2 separate regions of the Homo sapiens genome follow, and region 2 is linked to region 1. Evidence: chromatin contacts called from ENCODE Hi-C or POLR2A ChIA-PET data. All regions are on one chromosome and are shown on one strand. The core of a region is the stretch at or near the end of the contact, and the rest is flanking DNA. Distances in the headings are between cores, read along the strand shown. Region 1 overlaps LOC105377921 (a long non-coding RNA gene). Region 2 holds the start of CD24 (CD24 molecule).

Region 1 (7,084 bases), core at 1,210-3,709:
AGGCTCACTCCAAGCTGTAACCAATAAGGCTGTTTCTGTTCCTCACTTCTGTTTTCTGCACATCACTTTCTTTTTCCTGTTCATAAATCTTCTTCCACCACATGGTTGCACTGGAGTCTCTGAGCCTCTTCTGATTTGGGAGGCTGCCCGATTCACATACCGCTCTTTGCTCAATTAAACTCTGTTAAATTTAATTTGTCCAAGTTTTATCTTTTAACATCACAAACCTACCCCAGGTCTCTCCTTTGAAAAATTATTATTTTGAATGTAGAGTTGGTCTGGGCGTGTAGCAACAAGAATGTGTCTGTGCATTACAGAGATACAGGGAGCAAATTTAAAGGGCTTCCTCAAGCTCTGATATCAATAGAGGCTCAGGTAAGAGACAAGTTTCCCTTGGAGGGAGGAGATGGGGTGCTGGGAAGGACTGAGGTCCAGGATATACCTCCCCTTCAAGGGGCCTGGGCCTAGGCCCTCACTGCCTATGTTTGCATGGAAACCTCCAGAGCGGAGCAGGGTCGGGGCTTCAATCCTCAAGACAAAAACTTTCTCAGCTGACTTTTAGAACAGAGGGCAAAGATATACAGATAAAATATATCCCTCTGTATCAATGCAAAGCATTATCTCTGTCCCAGAAGAGTATTTGCGGTAAAAAGAAACACTGAAATCAGAATAGAAATAGTCATAGCAGGAGTCAGGTGCGGTGGCTCATGCCTGTAGTCCCAGCACTTTGGGAGGTTGAGACAAGAGGATCACTTGAGGCCAGGAGTTCAAGACCAGCCTGGGCAGCACAGCATGACCCTGTCCCTACAAAACAATTAAATATTTGTTTAAATAAAAATTTTAAAAAATATTAACAGAAGGACGGAACTTGACTCGTGCAGGTATACAACTAAGGGTTTGGCTACACATGCACAGGCCTGCTGTCAATGTGTTATTAACATTTAGAGCTGAAATAATACAACTTAGAATCATCTTAATGAAAATACCAGAGCCAACCTCTGCAGCTGCTTATAACATAGTCACCTTGCCTCAGGACCAATTTCTCCCCTGAACTCTTATTAATCTTCAACATTCAAGATAGAAGATTTAATGTTCTCTCTGGATTGTTCAGAGATTTATGACACCTATAGAAATGTTCATAAAATTTGAGGCTATGCAAGCCTTTTGGCATCTGTCTCATTGTTATCGGAACCATAAAAGTCATCACCATCTTGTCCACAGCCAGTCTTTTCTTCCTAGATAATCCGGGGAAAAATAAAGTTGCCTCTGAGTCTCTGAGTATCTGCTTGAAGCAGGCTCTGTTGTCAGGTGTGTGTGTGTATGTGTGTGTGTGTGTGTTGAAGGAATAGTGGTGTCATATCAGGGAAGGGAGAGAGAGAATAGCAGATCAACCTGTATGTGTTTGAGGACTTAAAGGGGAATTTTGAGAAATTGTTTCTAGAGCAACTCATTTTATCTGTCAAAAGGATGCTGCAGTATGTACGTCGCTCACTTCAGCCTGGTTCTCTGGCCCAGCCTACCCAGGAGTGGTAGTCTCCGGAGTGTACACAGAGAAGGGAAGCAGGTGCTTCAACTCCCCCAGCATCTGGTTTAGATGACCACAATGCTGAGAACACCTGCAGCCTGCATTTCAGCCAAGTCTGGCCTCCCATTGTATTCGATTGGACTTTCTGCCTTGAGCAAGAAAAAGGAATTGTTTATCAGATTTGCCAAAGGATCTCCGGGGAGGTGGAGAAAGACAGGATAAACAAACCTACAACAAGCAAGGGTAAGCAAAGCACTGGGAGACTTGGATTATTTGTGACTGTCCGAGGTAATCTTTCAACCTGACACAAAGTAAGTAAAAGCTGAGAGAGAGAAGCAAATGTTAGCATGGACCAAGTCAGTTTCCCAGCGGTTCATGAGGGAACCGATATTAGATCATCTTGTCCAAACTCTGGTCCTAGGCTGACACAGAAATCAAATTCTCAAGACTGGAAAGACTTTCAATCAAACAACAAGGGTTTAAAAGATGACTGTCCTAGAAAAATCTTACAAAGAAGATGGTCTTACCACTTGCGTAGCAAATGTTCCATTGCGCACTTTATAATTTCATATTTTGTAATAACTACGCAATGGGTAAGCTGGTTACCTGCAAATCATATCAAAAGCGATAATCTTGGTTTTACTTCTCTAACCAATGTAAGCAAAGCAAGCACGTCTGATATAGCGATATAATACAACTTCATGGTTGGTATATAGGAACAAAAATTAAATTAACGCGCTTATTTCCAGGGCCTCAGAAAATAGTTTAGCGGTATCATATATTGTGTTTTCTTAGTAAATAATTCTGCAGGAACCCCTTCTTTTTCTTTCCTTTGTATAGAGCCCCAACTAGTGGAATATTGGAAAACTGCACTTAAAGAGAAAACATTTAAATAGGAGATGACCACAGGTCTCTCTTCCTCAGGTTAAGAGCCAGTAAGATCGTACAGACACTGCTCATTTTGGGGTGTGGAGATATGGACAAGGCGCTGAATTAAAAGGGGAGGGGTGTGTGAAACTGGCTTATACTTAGCTCCTCACAGGCATAAAGGGCAAACTCGTACTGATGAAAACAAGTGCAATCTCTGGCATTTGAAATGAGTCAATGGGCTATATCTATCACTAGTTTGAGAAAGGAAAATATTTATTGAGTTCAGAACTTATCTTCTTGAAGATATCTTTTCCAAAGAAAGAGGAAGATATCCTGTGACACAAGATTGTATATGTTGGAGGAAAGAGACCTGGTTTCACAAATTAGATGAGAAGGCAGTTGGCAACATTGTCCCACTGGTGCAGAACAGAACAGAACAGGTAACACTGTGCCTGTGCTGGGGTCGGTGAGAAGGAAGGGAGAAAGCAGGTGGAGGCAGCAAAGTGAAGGGAAGGACTCCCACACAAACAACTAAGAGTCAAATATAGACACCTGGAGAAGTGATTTATGACACAGATTTTCCTGAAGGAATGAAATCTTAGGGGTTCTCGGGCTTTTAACTTTGTTCCTTTCTTTGTTTGTTACCTCTCCATTTCAAGGAATCTCATGCTTGTAGATTTTTTTAGGAGTCTTGGCTCCCTTGCCAAAAAGCACCAATAAAATGCAGGCAGCCTGGAAAGGTTATAAAAATGCAAGATGAATTCATCAATCAGACAAGGTCTTGTCTGTACGTGCAACAGGGGGTTCACAGACAGGCTTCAGGGACTTGGTGGAGCTCCCTAACAAGATGTGTAACTTCTGTGTGTGTGCATTCTTCTGGATTTTATAGCTTTTATCAGATTCTCAAAGGGGCCTGTAACCCAAAAGAAGAATAAGGAATATAACTGTATAGAAATCTGCACACAGACCAAAAAAAAAGCAAAACTCACACTCACATTTTAATGGATGCCCCTCAGAATGATCCCAGACTCCATGAAATTCTGCTCTTAGAGAAGCCAAACAGAGATATCAGATTATTTCAGTACATCATGAGTCAGACTGTAGCCTTCTCTTTTATCATGCAATGACTCTTTGAACAGAGAGCTGCAAGACGTTTTTTGTTGCATTTTGCACTGCTGTGATGGCATAGGGCACCCTTCTCAAACCTCAACGTGCTGTCCTTGAGCAGGTTCCAAGCTGATTAACCTCCATTAACCAGCTTTCTTCACCGTGCATTAAACAAACAAGATGAATTACGCTCAAAGATCCAAAAGCAGCAGCAATCATTTTTGTTAGTTTTTCTTAATAGATTAAGCAGTGGAAAATAGAAAAAAAAAATGCTGAACTTTGGGACTTGAAGACTTACTCAGCACATTTGGTTGTTATCAAAATTAAATCATGAAAGCAGAGTTTTTTATACCACTTCATGTTTGTGGTGGTTATTAAATAAACTCTCCAGTTTTTCATTTCTTTTGAAAGGGGATTTGTTTAAATACTACTTATTTGAAGATTATTAAGTCTCCAGAGTTCAGGGATAACCAGGGCGATAATGCCATGGTGATGCTATCTAACTTCTTTTATGGCATCAGCTTTCCCATAGATTTTATTCAACAAATGACTTGGTTGTGAAGAAAAGCTGTTTATTAATCTGTCTGTCTTAGCCTTCACCTCCCAACCAGACAGTTAATCGTCCAAGGGGAGTTTGAGGGATAACTAGAGAACACACATCATCTATAAGTAATCCCCTCGTCAGATGGCATGTGGTCCAATGTCACTATGATTTTCCTTCTGAGCTGTTAACTCCCATTCTTCCTGCCTCAGAGAGGCATAAATGTGTTTTTAAAATTCATGAAAAACAAGATGTGTAGCTAATCTAAGAAATAATGTAAAACTTGCCTGCATTGGAGGAGGGGAGTGGGGGGGGGGGCCTTCTGTTGCTTTTGAGACTATAAGGAATTTATGTGATTGGTCGATGTCTTTGTGTCCTTATTGGAATGATTAGACAGGTCTTCAGGAAAACAGTTTTCAAAAACTGAGGTTTGGCATTTTTTGGTTTTTTAATTTGACTCCCTACCCAAGACCATTTTTAAAAAGTATTTCAAATATAACCACAAACTGTTCAACCAACTGAAAATGAAAGTAGGCCACTTAGAGGTTTTTGTCTAAACTAAAGCAAAATGTCTTGAGCTAATAATTTTAACCATTGGGAGTTTGCTGGTCATAAAAGCAGTTACTTTGGAATTAAGAAATAATAATTTTAAGTATTACATCAGAATTTGTAATTTTTCTTTTACGGGATATACAGATTATAGTTGGTTTTGGGTCTTTTGGGTTTTTTTTTTTTTTTCTTTCCTTCCCCTTAGGACTAAACTGACCTTCCTGAGCAGTGAAACCCCAGACTTGGACTTGGGCCAGCTGCCTTTCAGCACATCATTAAGAACTTGTGGAGATGCTGTTTAAATGTGAATTTTCCAGCACTCCTTCACCAGACAGATAGACAGTGCTAAAGCAGTCGGGGCATGTTTGACACATCCAATTTTTAAAAGCAAGAAAAGAGAAAAAAACTTAAAAAATATGTATATCAAAGTGAAAGTTAATGAATAATGAGGCCATTTGTCAGATACGCACAACACCTTTCAAGACGCTCTAGATAATAGCAAATCTGCGAGTCAATTTAAAGGATGAACAAGGCTTCAAATAAAGATGTCTTCATGATTTCCGAAGAAAGCAAGCATTCCAGAAATAAAGGGAGACCACTCACACCCCCTATATTCTGATGACTTAGGATCCCCTCAGGTATTGTCGAGGTCCACTATGGGACCTGATTAACCCAAAGAGTATTATGATACATATGCATACCAAAAAAAAAAAAGAAAAGAAAAGAAAAAAGAGAAGGCAGAGAAAGGGAAAAAAATGAAAAATCTGTATTTCCATTAGGTTGATAATGACATTTTAAGCCCGCTATAGGTCAAGACATGCAGATAAAAATAATAAGGTCAACTCATGAGCAGTGTTTTGGAGGTGAGCCATACCACCACCCAAGTGAATGGTGAACTGCACTTCAGCTAGCAGGTCTAGTCTTTGATAAATAATAGCAGCTTTCCTCTATTGTAGTCTGTGATGGCAGTTGAATATCTAACCATAAAATAAAGCAGAAGCAGCCAGGTGATTTGAGGCCATTTCTCTCATTTCACAGAATTATATCAACATGTTCAAAAACACAATGTATGAGCCCATATTCACAGCCAATTCTCAATTACCTGTAACTATGTTCCCACCTCCACTGCTAACCCAAAGTAATATCTAATTGATTTTGGAAGACATTTCAAATTGCTATACCTTCTGCCATGCATTGTGCCTAATTTCATTTTACTACCTTAGCACACTCTGATGGAATTGGAGGACTAAATGATAATCAACAATAATGACTGAAGAAGTGGCCTGAAATGCTTAAAGTAATGATGAAAGTTTACAAAATAGACGACCAATACAAAGATAATGACACATGCAAACATTTTGTTTTTACTGCTTTATTTTTTTATTATTTTTATTTTTTTTTTAGGTGGAGTTTCACTCTTTTTGCCCAGGCTGGAGTGCAATGGCACCATCTCAGCTCACCGCAACCTCCATCTCCTGGGTTCAAGCAATTCTCCTGCCTCAGCCTCCCGAGTAGCTGGGATTACAGGCATGTGCCACCACCCCGGCTAATTTTGTATTTTTAGTAGAGATGGGGTTTCTCCATGTTAGTCAGGCTGGTCTTGAACTCCCGACCTCAGGAGATCCACCCACCTCAGCCTCCCAAAGTGCTGGGATTACAGGCATGAGCCACCACGCCAGGCCTGCCTTCTTTATTCTTAATTTCTTTCTAATGACAGTTATGCCTTTTCAAATAACTTTCCACTGTGATTTTTCTCAATGATTTCCACAATGACAAAACGTGCTAAGTAAACTATTCTTAATTTTTTGTGGCAGAAGTATATACCTTGGGAGTATTACTATTGTTAAAAAATAATTGATAGTTTTTTCTACTTACAAACCAGGGTTGAGTTGGTGACAGTTTTTAAAGAAATTGACTTTTCACATAGTACAAGTTTTCTTAAGGTGAGTTACCTGATAAACACACTTGGCCTTTGTGATTTCCCTTTGAAGAAAAATATAGTCAGATCAACACACACACACACAAATATACAGATAATACTAATATTGATTATTTCCATTTGTTTAAAATGTATCTCCATATTGCAATAGAATTAATAAGATAATTTTGTGTCTCTTCTCTTGCAACTTGTACAAAATCCTGAAAAAGAAACTAAAAACTGATTCTGAACAAGTCCCATATGCTTGAAAATTTTGAGTTTTGCTTATTTAACAGTAGATAACTTTTAGCAAATCAATTCAAATATGCAAAGAAAACAAAGGATTGCTTTAAACAAGTTATTAACAAAGGTATAAGTATAAAGGCAAGTTGCTCCTCCTTGAATAAATGTATCTTGGCTTTGGTAAGTCTCTGTGTCACGTCCACAGCAGATAGAAGTATCAGAATGTCAGTTCTGTTTGTTAATGGCAAGATTCCAATTTTAGAATTTTGACCTCGTCTGTACTCCTTTATACCTAATTTTAAAGAAATATGCCATTATTATCTGGCCCCAG
Region 2 (7,178 bases), core at 4,570-7,069, 1.5 Mb before region 1:
GGTTTTTTAAACACAAAGTACCATGCTGTACACACAGTTATGTATCTTGCTTTTTTCACTTAAGAATTTATCTTGGATTTTCCCCTGTAGGATAGATTATGTTCCTTTACTCTTTTTAATGACTTCATAATATTTCATGATATGACAGTGCTGCAACAAATCCCTGAACATACATTATTCTGCATTTGTAGAAATTTATCTGTAGGTTAAATTCTTTTTTTTTTTTTGTCACCCAGGCTGGAGTGCAGTGGCATGATCTCGGTCCACTGCAACCTCTGCCTCCTGGGTTCAAGCAATTCTCCTGTCTCAGCCTCCCAAGTAGCTGGGATTACAGGCATGTGCCACCATGCCTGGCTAATTTTTGTATTTTTAGTAGAGACAACGTTTCACCATGTTGGCCAGGCTGGTCTCAAACTCCTGACCTCAGGCGATCTGCCCGCCTCGGCCTCCCAAAGTGCTAGGATTACAGGCATGAGCCACTGCGCTCGGCCAGGTTAAATTCTTAAAATAAGGAGAATGTGCATTTTTAATACTGAGAGATGTCAAATTCCTTTCCATAATCCCATCAGCATCGACGAGAAAGACTTTTCTTGCATCCTTGCCAATACAAGGGAGACACCAAATTTAAATTCTGGCAAAAGAGATTAAGAGTTGCTTCTTTCTTTTATTTCAAACACCACAGGATGCTTAGAGGTAAGCATCCTATTATTCAATTTGCATCTGAAAACAGTCACAATTCTTTCTCTTTACATTTGTTTTCTGGTCTCAATGAGGGTTAAGAGAATTTGAGTGACTCTACAGGGGGAAAAAGGAAGTAACAGTCAAAGAAAATCATCGTGGTTTATTAGCTTTATAAGGATTCCAAAATGCAGGGCTTTTTACATTCAGCACGAGTTGTTTTTGTTTTCCTGACAGTGAGCGCGTAAGGTCCCAGTGGCCAGCAGGGGGCAGCACGTCCACACAGAGAGTCCGGCTGGGACGCCACCAGCTGATTGAACATGCTGCAGCTACTGGACCTAGGACCTCATCAGTCAGAAATGCAAACTCACTTTGGTACCTTCACTGCCTTCTCATGATTGGCAGTGAAGAACAAAGCTCCACTGAAAGACCCGGATAAATGGAAATATTCCATTTATGCCAACCAAGTGCAGGGTGGCACAGAATTAAGAGGGAAAAGAGGGCCGGGCGCGGTGGCTCACACCCAAATCCCAGCATTTTGGGAGGCCAAGGCGGGCAGATCACAAGGTGAGGAGTTCCAGACCAGCCTGACCAACATGGTGAAACCCCGTCTCTACTAAAAATACAAAAATTAGCCGGGCGTAGTGGCGCGCGCCTGTAGTCCCAGCTACTCAGGAGGCTGAGGCAGGAGAATCACTTGAACCTGGAAGGCGAAGGTTGCAATGAGCCGAGATCACGCCACTGCACTACAGCCTGGGCGACAGAGTGAGACTCCATCTCAAAAAAAAAGAGTATTATGAACACAACTAAGAATTGCATCATGTTGTAGAACAGAATTTATATTAAATATTTGATTATTCCAGCCACTATTTGTGCTATAAAGCACAGATGGAACACCTTTATTGGATTCACATTATATTTCATACCTATTTTGCCAAAAGTGCTAAAAATGTCAAATAATTAACCCCTGTGTCTTCTGTTCCTCTAGAAACAGGATTTACTATTTTATCTTAAAAAGCAAATTAACCTGTTTCCTTAATATTAGTCCATTCAACCAGCAAGGACTGATTGCATGCCAGGTGCAGTGGATATTGGGTAGGCAAGACATAGTCTCTCGGGAGGCTAAGACAGGAGAATGGCTTGAACCAGGGAAGTGAAGGTTGCAATGAGCCACTGCACTCCGTCCTGAGTGACGGAGTGAGGCCCTGTCTACAAAAAAAAAAAAAAAAAAAGAGAAAGTGGTGGTGCAGGATTCAAATCCATATTTGACCCCAGAATCCACTATGTGCTATGCCAGTCTGGTCTCAGGTCTGCCCTTAGAAATTGTAGGCATTTTCCGGGCACGGTGGCTCATGCATGCAATCCCAGCACTTTGGGAGACTGAGGCGGGCGGATCACCTGAGGCCAGGAGTTCGAGACCAGCCTGGTCAACATGGTGAAACCCTGTCTCTACTAAAAAAATATAAAAATTAGCCAGGCATGGTGGCAGGCACCTGTAATCCCAGCTACTTGGGAGGCTGAGGCAGGAGAATCGCTTGAACCTGGGAGGCAGAGGTTGCAGTGAGCCGAGATCGTGCCATTGCACTCCAGCCTGGGAAACAAGAGCAAGACTTCGTCTCCAAAAAAAAAAAAAAAAGAAAAGAAATTGTAAGCATTGCTCCTCCCTCAGTATTCTCAGAAGAGAACCAGCATCAAATGAGGGAGTTTTTCATACTATCTCATGAAAGCTATGAAAACTGAAAGTTATAACTTTCCACACATACATCAATTTATGCAATCAATCTGTTTCAAAATCATTCTATACCACACTTTCTCTATAAAATGGAAATTGGCCATGTGTCTCAACAAAAAGTTCAGGATAACTGGTAAGAGTCTCAATTTGTTAGTGGCGTGAGTTATTATTGGCTAAGGTTTTTTTTTTTTTTTTTGAGACAGAGTCTTGCTCTGTCATCCAGGCTGGAGTGCAGTGGCACGATCTTGGGTCACTGCAACCTCCGCCTTCTGGGTTCAAGCGATTCTCCTGCCTCAGCCTCCCGAGTAGCTGGGACTACAGGCGTGTGCCACCATGCCCAGGTAATTTTTTGTATTTTTAGTAGAGACGGGGTTTCATCATGTTAGCCAGGATGGTCTCGATCTCCTGACCATGTGATCTGCCTGCCTCGGCCTCCCAAAGTGCTGGGATTATAGGCGTGAGCCACTGCACCCAGCCGTGGCTCAGGTTTTATTAGCAAACAAACTATGAAAAACCAGGAGAAGTGGATAAAGAATAGGAAGAAAGAATCACAAGCCAAAAGAACTGCAAAGGAAAAATCAGGCAGTTTTCTTGAGTTTCTAGCTGTACAGGAAAAGGGTAGGGTGGAGACCTGTAAAGAGAAGTATCTTACCTGTGTTGGGCCTCCAGTTGTCAAAGTCCTGGGCAACACCCCCGGTAGGATGCCCAGGGGGAACTCCTGGGCAGAGGTGAAGGGCTTTGCTACGTGAATTATCCAGTCTCATTAGCTGGTGATGAAATGGTTCACAAAGCACAGATTCTGAGTGCCTTGCCAGTTTTGGGAATTATTTGGAGACTGATATTCTTTCACGTATCACACAGTGGCAGAGAAGGTAATTACCTTCTGGTTGCTGGCACCTTCAGTGGAAGAGCAAATATTAAGTGAGAGCTACTACTCTGAGGCAGGCAGTATTCTAACACTTATATATACAATAACTCTTTAATAACTAATTAGTAATGATGTTATTATCTCCATTTTATAGATGAAGGAACTGAGGCTTTTTGTCTCCAGCAAAATTAGCAGAGCCACGGTTTGAACTCTGGCAGTCTGTCTTTAGAGGCTGTCTTATCCTAGGAATACCACCAGTTAGTTCAACAAGCAGCTTGTGGAGGACATAGTATGTTCCTTGCCTTGGAACCCGGCACTCCTGAGTCACAAACAGTCCATTTTTTTCACCCGGAAAAGGAATGGAGAAGCTGGGCCAGACTATTTCTTTTTTCTTTTTTTTTTGAGACAGAGTTTTGCTCTTGTTGCCCAGGCTGGAATGCAATGGCCTGATCTCTGCTCACTGCAACCTCCACCTCTCAGGTTCAAGCTATTCTCCTGCCTCAGCCTCCCAAGTAGCTGGGATTACAGGTATGAGCAACCATGCATGGCTAATTTTGGATTTTTAGTAGAGACTAAATTTTAGTAGAGACTAGATTTTAGGTTTCACCATGTTGGTCAGGTTGGTCTGGAACTCCTGACCTCAGGTGATCAGCCCTCCTCAGCCTCCTAAAGTGCTGGGATTATAGGTGTGAGCCACCACGCCCGGCCAAAGTATTTCTATATAATGTGGTACACTGTTAAACAGGAAAGTCCACTGGTGCTCGACAGAAATTCTTGTGTTCCCAAGCACATCTTAAACGTGCTTGGAAAGTTACTGAGCTAAAGTGACTGACCTTGAAGGCACAAACCAATTCAGTCACTATTCAGTCAACAAACCTACTGCAGATTTCATTGTCACTTTGCTTCCCTGAAACTTACTTTGTTTTAATGAGACTGCCACGCAAAAGTGAAATTTAGACAAATTTAGAATCTTACTACTCTGTGGTTTACTTTAAAGACCGAAAAATGCTTGGGCTAAACCTTAAATAAAAGTATTAAGTCTTGCAATTAAAAATTGAACCAAAAATACTAACGAGAGTGTTCTGCAAAACTGAAATTTAAACAAATTTACAACCATACTAGGTTTGGTCTCTGCTGTTTGCTTTAAAGACTGAAAAACACTTGGGCTAAACCTTCAATAAAAAGATTAAGTCTTGCAATTAAAATTTAAACTCAAAATACTCCACCAGTAAAATTACTTCAACTTTTGTTGTATGCTTGAAAGTTTTCACAATAAGATGGATAGGAAAAAAGTATTCCACCAAAATCTAAAGAGTGATGACGAATCTCCTCTTTGTGCCGGTTCATTAAATTGCCTAATGGCAACTACGGATAAGTAAATGCCTTTATCTCGAACGGTTCTGCTCTTTAAACGAATGACGGGCAACAGAGACCGAAAAAGTGTATCCCCAGGAATTCGAGAGGGACGGTGAATTGTAGTGGGACCGCCAGGAGGGGAGGTTCCTGCCCCCGAGTAGAACCTGGGAGCAGAGCCGCTCGGGGAGGGCGGTGGGGGCTTCAGGGCCGCGGAGGGGGTCCCCTCAGGGTGGGCCGTCTCCTCCTCGCCCGCCGCAGGCAGGAGCGCGGGGGACCGAAACCCTGTAGTTTGCAGCGTCAGGCAGCGGGTCTGCGCCCAGCGAGCGGCTCCCCAGCTCCTGGGAAGATGCGGACCCGGGACGCCCCCGTGAGCTCACTGCGCCTGGCTGACACGAGGCGCTCACAGAACAAAGCAAGGGCTTCGGGGAGGGCGCGGCCGCGGGGCCGAGCGCGCAGATCGCTCCGGACCCGGACACCGCCTGCGAGGAGCGCCGACCAGCCGGGAAGGGTTCGCGCTAGGCGGCGCCCGGGTCCCGTCGGCCAGGGTGAGCGTCCGGCCCGCGTCCGCGCCACGCCCGCCGCGTTCCCCTTTCCTCTGCGGCGGGCCGAGAGATAACCCTGCCCGAGGGGTCCCGGCGCCCGCCCCCCACGCGGTCGCACTGGAATTCGCAGCCCCTCTCGGGTCCCCGGGGCGCATTTTGCAGTCTGAGTGGCAATGCACTTGCTCCAGGACAGGCGGCTACCCCGCCGCAGCGGAGGCGCGGACTTTTCTTTTGGGGGGTAAGATGGCAGGTCCCGGGAAACAAAGGAAACTTGGGCCCGGCCCCCAGCGCGGCGTGTGTGGCTCGCGTGTGTGCCCCGGGTCCTGTGCCGGAGGCGCTGGGCGCCTGTGCCAGCCTGCCCGCAGCCCGCAGCCGGCGCGGGGATACCAGCCGGGTACCAGCAGCCGGCGGCGCCCGCCCACCTGCAGCGGCGCCCGCCCGGGGGGCTCCCGGCCCGCGAGGGCCGGAGCGGCGGTGGCAGTGGCGGCGGCGGCGGGGGCGCTGGGGAACCCGGAGCGGGGCGGGGAAGGCGGGGAGGCGGCGGGCGGCGGCGGAGGGGAGCCGGGGTGGGCGGGCGGCGCCACGTCACGGCTATTGTGGCTTTCCTGGTATATAAGGTCTCGCCGGCTCGCCGCGCTCCCCACCTTGCCTGCGCCCGCCCGGAGCCAGCGGTTCTCCAAGCACCCAGCATCCTGCTAGACGCGCCGCGCACCGACGGAGGGGACATGGGCAGAGCAATGGTGGCCAGGCTCGGGCTGGGGCTGCTGCTGCTGGCACTGCTCCTACCCACGCAGGTGAGGCCCTGGCGCCCGGCGGGGCTCGAGGGCCGTTCCCGGGGTGGGGGCAGGGGAGATGGACCCGGTCCCGGGGGACCGTCCTGCGCTCCTGCCTCGGGCCACGGACAGGGACCGGGAGAGAATCTTGCTTAGCTGACCAGGGGAGAGGGCCATGTGGACCCCATTTTTCCATTCCCTTGCGTGCTGCCCCCCCTCCTCCCACGGCCCTGGGAACAATGCAGCTCCGCGTGCGGGCTGAGAGGACCCTGCCCCACCCCAGGTTCCACGCTGTCCCTTCCCAGGCAGCCAGGTGACTACTTCCCACTTTCACCCAGAGGCCCGAGGTGCCTGCAGGGATTAGCGCCTGGAGAGCTCGGGCTCCCTGGGGACGTTGTCCCTGGGTCCCTGAGGACTCGCTTTCCCCTAGGAATGTCTTCGCGCTCCCCGCGCTCTACACAAAGAGAGGCGACGGTCCCTTTCGGGGAGGGCGGCTCACGCCCATCCTCCACCCTCGGAGTTGGATTGGGTATCCCGGAGAAGCTACGGCTATCTGGCCCTTTTTAAACAAACCCCGGTTCCGGGCTGAAGCCGAGGCGGGGACCCTCTCCTGACGCTGCGCTCTCTGCGAGGCAACCTTTCACGTCCATCGCTTGTCATCTTAGGATCCCCATGTTATTTTAGCCCAGATTGGCTAGTTCTGGGGAGGCAGCATGGTGGGACGATTCTGTCCCGAGTCCCCGCCAGGCTTTGTTCGGGTCGCCGCTACCAGCGCGGTCTCCCTAGATCCTCCATCCGGGGAACCTCGCCCCGGGTGCGGGTACCCGGGGCCGCGCAGCGCTGCCTCGAGGGTGTATGGATGCACCGCGCCGGCGAGAGAGACCGGGGGCTGGGCCTGGGAGACCCTAGCGGGGGCGGGGGCGAAGAAGGTACGTTTGTTTGGGTCAGTTCGGGTTTGGAGGATGGGAGTGACGGCTCTCCAGCGCCTTCGATTGGGGTTAATCGAGGACTGTCACTGGGGCTTCTCCCCCAAAGTTGGGCGCGCTGCGTCCTCCGTCCCCAGACATCGAAAGTCCGGGCTCACCTGGGAGTGCAGCCTGAGTGTGGAACGCGCTTCCCCACCGCTGGCGGGGTAACCGTACCCTATTGTCTTCCTCCCAGTCCGCTGCGCTCCCGAGCCTTCCTCAATTCTTTGATGGGGGAGGGGCGCGGCTGCGAGAAACCGGCCC

Evidence for each region. Hi-C counts contacts between places; a loop is a spot of excess contacts on that map. ChIA-PET counts read pairs that join two places held with the same protein, here RNA polymerase II (POLR2A). Pooled maps may share reads with other maps.
Region 2: a loop to region 1 is called in a pooled map of gastrocnemius medialis, with 4 times the contacts of the local background. The contact joins the promoter of CD24 here to the enhancer-like site in region 1. A Hi-C loop is called at or near these places in 1 of 168 maps with a recorded cell type or tissue (CD4-positive, alpha-beta memory T cell) and 10 of 50 pooled maps. POLR2A ChIA-PET finds 5 or more read pairs at or near these places in 1 of 52 experiments (BJ).

The regions. Positions count from the first base shown.
Region 1 is chr6:105,480,171-105,487,254 of GRCh38, reverse strand. LOC105377921 (a long non-coding RNA gene) reads right to left here. Exons shown (of 2, transcript XR_942832.3): 2 at 5,949-7,084. Among named protein-coding and RNA genes, the nearest start is that of PREP, 81 kb to the right of the region's middle. Within about 2 kb of position 2,459, at least 3 of the 41 ENCODE cell types and tissues checked have a DNase peak (open chromatin) inside an H3K27ac peak, as active enhancers do.
Region 2 is chr6:106,973,370-106,980,547 of GRCh38, reverse strand. It overlaps CD24 (CD24 molecule), which reads left to right and starts at 5,819. Exons shown (of 2, transcript NM_001359084.1): 1 at 5,819-5,970. The coding sequence starts at 5,902. RefSeq lists silencers at 5,058-5,277, 5,318-5,467.